Regions from separate parts of the Homo sapiens genome. Here region 2 is linked to region 1. A link is a loop called in an ENCODE intact Hi-C map of the cell type or tissue named here. Cell type or tissue: mammary epithelial cell. All regions are shown on one strand. Each heading gives the region's core, and the rest is flanking DNA. Links, peaks and the distances in the headings are about the cores only.

The links. Hi-C counts contacts between places; a loop is a spot of excess contacts. Peaks named below come from ENCODE experiments on the same cell type or tissue, not always from the same donor. Only the 100,000 strongest peaks of a DNase experiment are listed, where the experiment ranks them.
Region 2: it touches region 1 in a loop (4-fold over the local background); 2 of 110 quality-filtered maps call a loop at or near these places.

What each region holds. Positions count from the first base shown.
Region 1 is chr13:85,581,913-85,584,713 of GRCh38, forward strand. No RefSeq gene overlaps it. Among named protein-coding and RNA genes, the nearest start is that of SLITRK6, 220 kb to the right of the region's middle. In mammary epithelial cell, for the core only: a CTCF peak has its summit at 1,213; a DNase peak (open chromatin) is centred at 1,229; H3K27ac peaks cover 1,715 bases.
Region 2 is chr13:85,235,354-85,238,154 of GRCh38, forward strand. No RefSeq gene overlaps it. Among named protein-coding and RNA genes, the nearest start is that of LINC00375, 89 kb to the left of the region's middle. In mammary epithelial cell, for the core only: no CTCF peak of the experiment used is centred there; a DNase peak (open chromatin) is centred at 1,208; H3K27ac peaks cover 683 bases.

The sequences.
Region 1 (2,801 bases), core at 235-2,734:
TACTTAATTCCATATACCAGCTAGTTATTTACTTTTTTTAAAAAAAAAAAAGAGAGAGAGAGAAATCAATATTATTTTCAGGGTTACGTTAGGTATTATAAAGGTATTATAAAAATACGTTAGGTATTATTATACTTTTTAAATTGATACATAATAATTGTACATATCTATGGGTTACATGTGATATTATGATACATGCATAAAATGTATGTAATGATCAAATCAAGGTAATTGGGATATCCACCACCTCAAACACTTGTTATTTCCTTGTGTTGGGAACATGCCCAGTCTTCTCTTCTAGCGATTTTGAAATATACAATAAATTATGGTTCACTACAGTCACACTACTGTGCTATTGAGCACTAGAATACATTCCTTCTTATCTAATTGTATTTTTAAAGTTATTTTTAATTCTGGATACATATGAGTCGTACATATTTATGAGATACATGTGATATTTTGATGAAGCATAAATTGTGTAATAATCAAATCAGGATAATTGTAATATCCATCACCTCAAGAATTTATCATTTATTTGTGTTAGGAACAGTCCAATTCTGCTCTTTTAGTTATTTTGAGATATACAGTAAATTATTGTTAACCATAGTTACCCTATTGTTCTACTGAACACTAGATTTTATTCCTTTTGTCTAACTGTTTTTGTACTAATTAACCATCTCCTTTTTATCCTCCCATCCCATCACCCTGTCTAGCCTCTGGTAACCATCTTTCTATTCTCTATTTCCATGAATTCATTCTTTTTAGTTCCTTTATATGAGGGAGAACATGTAATATTCATCTTTCTGTACTTACCTTATTTTACTTAATGTAATATCCTCCAGTTCCATTCATTGGGTTGCAAATGACAGAATTTTTTATGGATGAATAATATGACATTGTGTACATATAACACATTTTCTTTATCCATTTATTAATTGATGGGCACTTAGGTTGAATCCGTATTTTGGTTACTGTGAAAAGTGGTGCAATAAACATAAGAGTGCCAGTATCTCTTTGATATACTGATTTTCTTTCCTTTGGATATGTACCCAGCAGTGATATTGCTCATTCATATGATAGTCCCTTCAGTATGGGTAAAGGTAAACTAATTTATATGGTAAAATTTCAAGACGTGAGATTTGATACTCATTTTCCCTCTCCTGGTGAGTCAGAAGATTATAAAACAGGAAGCTCTGTGAGTCAAAATCTCAAATATAAAATGAGACACCAAAACAAGAATGGGCAAGAGAGGGAGCACCTTGATCAACCACAAGCCAAAACTAGCAGAAGCCTGTACATTAACTAAGAAAACAATTGAAGAAAAGCTTCCCTCAGGGTAGGTTCTAAAACTATGCAGATCCAAAATGAGTTTAAAGAGTTTTGAAAATTGGAAAGCTATCATTGCGACTGCAAAGGTTTGGATTGTTTGTTCATTTATTAATTCCATTGTGTTTTTGGAAAAAAAAGGAATAAAAATTGAAGGGATACTTGATGAACTTTTCTTTCTCGTATAACATTTACCCTAACATTAATTGTTGGCATTGTAATTTTTTTTTTTTAAGACAGTGTCTCATCCTGTTGTCCAGGCAGGAGTGCAGTGGCATGATCATAGCTCACTGCAGCCTCGACCTCCTGGGCTCAAGAGAACCTCCTGTTTCAGCCTCCTGAGTAGCTAAGGCTACAGGCACACGCCACCACACCCAGCTAATTTTTTTGTTTTCTTAATACTTTGTAGAGACAGGGATCTTGCTATGTTTCCAAGGCTGATCTTGAACTCTTGGCTTCAAGTGATCCTCCTGCTTTGGCCTCCCAAAGTGCTGAAATTACAGGTGTGAGCCACCTCACCTGCTGGCATTGTAATTTATGTTGTTTAATTTAATACCACAGCAAATATTTATAGATCAATGTATTTTATGTCAATTGAAATTCAATGACTGGAGCAGGAAGTCGGATTCATATCATGGAACTCAAGGCTCATAACCTAAGTCTTTATTATTATTTGCACAGCAAATGATGCTTTTTTCTTTATTGTAAGATCTTACAGGAAATGGAAATATTATGCACCACCTTCCCTGTCATATTAAAGGAGCTATGGGAAAATGGTCTATGTACAGGCAGAGAGGTGACTGTTGGATACCGAACAACTGAAAACACCTTTATTGCATTCAATTTTTGGATTACTTTCCCTTTAGAAATAAGACATAAGTAGAATAGAACTTGGCACTTCAAAATTTCAATTTTTAAGAAATTTTTCCTATATAAAAATATTTCCCTAAATAAAAATATATGAGCTACCCATTTATGGATATATATAAAAATGTATAATTAAAAAGAAATTATGGTTTAATTGTTTTGGGAAAAAACATAATTTGAAATAGCTTTGATTACTAATTAACAAATTACATGAGAAAGTTCAGCTGAACCTCTGATACACTAAAAATAAATGTAATATTTTTTCATGGTAAAAAATGCTTACTTTTCAACCAGAACAACTCATTGTAATGTGTTCCTGTGTGAAAATATAAATGGATATTTATTCCTGTAACTTTTTTTGCTAATATAATTAGCCTGAGTAATAATATGCCTAAGCCTAACAAGAGCATATTAGATGGTTTTGAGAAGTTTAGTTTCGCTTCATAAATCTCTTTTTAGTATTTATTTTTATTTTATTATTTATTTATTTTAATACAAAGCTTTGCAATTAGCAATTTTATTTAAAAAATAAAAGGTACTAAAATAAATGCTTGTGTGGTGTGATTGGTAAATAATCCAAAAAAATAGGTTCTTTTTTTTTCCTTCAA
Region 2 (2,801 bases), core at 156-2,655, 350 kb before region 1:
ACAAAATGTGTATAAGATCCCCATGAGGAAAACTACAAAGCACTGATAAAATCTAAATAAATAGAGAGATATTCTGCATATGTGGAAAGTCTCAATATTGTCAACATGTTGGATTCTTCTGGTTTGATCTACAGATTCAATATAATCCCAGTGAAAATCCTGGCATGCTTTTTGTGGATATGAACAACCTGATTCTAAGTCTGTGTGGAAAGGCAAAAGACACAGAATAACCAAGGATATTAAAGGAGCAGAACAAAGGCTGTCCAGGGCTGACACTACTATAGTTCAAGGCTTACTATACACCTATAATAATCAGTGCAGTTGATACTGACAAAGTAATAGATAAATAGAACAATGGAATAAAATAGAGAACCCAGCAATAGACCAAAACAAATACAGTCTGCTGATCTTTGATGAATAATTGAAGGCAATTTAATTAAGAAAGGATAATATTTTCAACTAATGAACCTGCAAAAATTAATAACCTAGACATAGAGCTCATATGTAAATGTAAAATGGAAATATAAAACTCCTAGAAGATAGTGTATGAGAAAATCTAGGTGACTTTGGGCTTAATAATGACTTTTTAGGTACAACAAAAACAGGATCTATGAAAGAAAAACTGGATAAATAAATTCATTAATATTAAAAACCATTATTCTTTTTAAAAAATGAAATTACAAATAACAGACAGGGAGAAAGTCATATGAAGGATCTGTGTCCAAAATATAGAAAGAACATTTAAAAATCAACAATAAGAAAATGAACAGCCCAATTTAAAAGGGGGCAATAAATCTGAATAGACACCTCACCAGAAAAGATATACAGATGGCAATCAAGCATTCAAATTATGGTCCACATGATATGTCACTAGAGAATTAAAAATTAAATATAATAATGCAATATCACTACACATTTATTAGAATGGCTACAATTCAAAACATTGACGGCAGCACATGCTGGTACAGGAATCCTCATTCACTGATGTTGGGAATGCAAAATGGTACATTCACTTTGGAAGATGGTTTAATATTTTCTTACAAATCTAAACATACTCTCACTATATGTTCCAGCAATTACACTCCTTGGTATTGTTTCAAATGATTTAGAAACTTACATCCACACACAAAAAAATGTTATGTAATGTTTACATAAAATTTATTTCTGATTTCCATACTGGGAGGCAGCCAAGATATTTGTGATGAGTCACTTTTTCTGTGTCAAATTGACTGGATCATGGAGTCATGGATTCCACAGATATTTAGTCAAACATTATTTGGGTGTGTCTGTGAGGGTGTTTTTGGATGAGATTTACATTTAAATGGTAGGCTGATCCCATTCTTTCTAGTAAATAAAGAAACCAACAGACAGGCAGACAGGCCGATAAACACATACATTCTATTGATTGTTTCTCTGGAGAACACTGAGTAATACAGTGTCCTTCAATAGATGAATGAATACCTAAACTGTGGTACATCTCTACTGTGGGTTATTACGCACTAATAAAAAGAAATAAGATACTAGCCATGAAAAGACAAGGAGCACCATAAATGGGTACTGCAAAGTGAAAGAAGCCAATCTGGGAATATTTAATACTACATACTATATGATTCCGACCAAATGACTTTACAGAAAAGATAAAACTATAGGGACAGTAAAATGTCCAGTGGTTGACAGAGATTCAGTAAGAGGGAGCAAGAGGTAAATTGGTGAAATACGAAAGAATATTAGTGTAGTGTAACTATTCTGTATAATACAATAGTGGTGGATAAATGATATTGTATACATTTGTCAGAACCTATAGAATGTGCAATTCAATATTGAACCCTAATAATGGGGAAAACTGGAGGGATATAACAGGGTAAATAGGAATTATCTGTACTACCATTCATTATCCTGTAAAACTAATACTGCTATAAATAATAAAGTTTATCAATGTTTAAAAAAATCTCAATAATTTTTTAAAAATAAAATAAAGCAGGCAGCATGTATATTTAGTTTTCTCCATAAGATACATATTTTATAAAAAAATAAAAAATAATGACATCTTTAAAGTAGCATACTTTAACATAGAAAACAAGAAAATAATTATTCTAGCTAAGATAAGTGAAATGCATCTTTTTTATTACTATAATTTTCAATTAAATATGTTCATACATTTCCTTTTTATTACAGAAGTTAGCACTAAAAAGCCACACGGTAATTACTAAGTAAGGAACAGTTAAAATAATTCTATTTAGTGTGGTAAGAGTTAATGGAGAAAAGAAAACATTTATGCTAATAACGGTTTTAAGTCTGATTCACCGTGATATGCTACTCAGAAGAAATAATATTGCTTTCAACAAAAAAAGAATTATCAATAAAAAACAGTAACTAAATTTTAGAATTATAATTGTAGCTGTAGCAAAATACCTATTGGAATATTGAACTTACTTTTCTTTTCTCATTTCTCTCTTCCATATTCTTTCTCAAGACTAAAAATCAAACCCACTGAACCAACAAACCACTATCAACTGTTGTTTCTTATATTATTTATAGGAGAATAAATCAAAAGCCCTTGACTATAGCTGACTTCTCTGAGACACTGGAAATGACAATAAGGGATCACCATGTGCATATTTCCTCAAGCCAATATTTAACAGAATTTCTAAAATTACCTCCCAACTGGGCGCAATGTCTCACGCCTGTAATCCTGGAACTTTGGGAGGCTGAGGCGGGTGGATCACCTGAGGTCAAGAGTTCGATACCAGCCTGGCCAATATGGCGAAACACCATCTCTACTAAAAATACAAAAATTACCC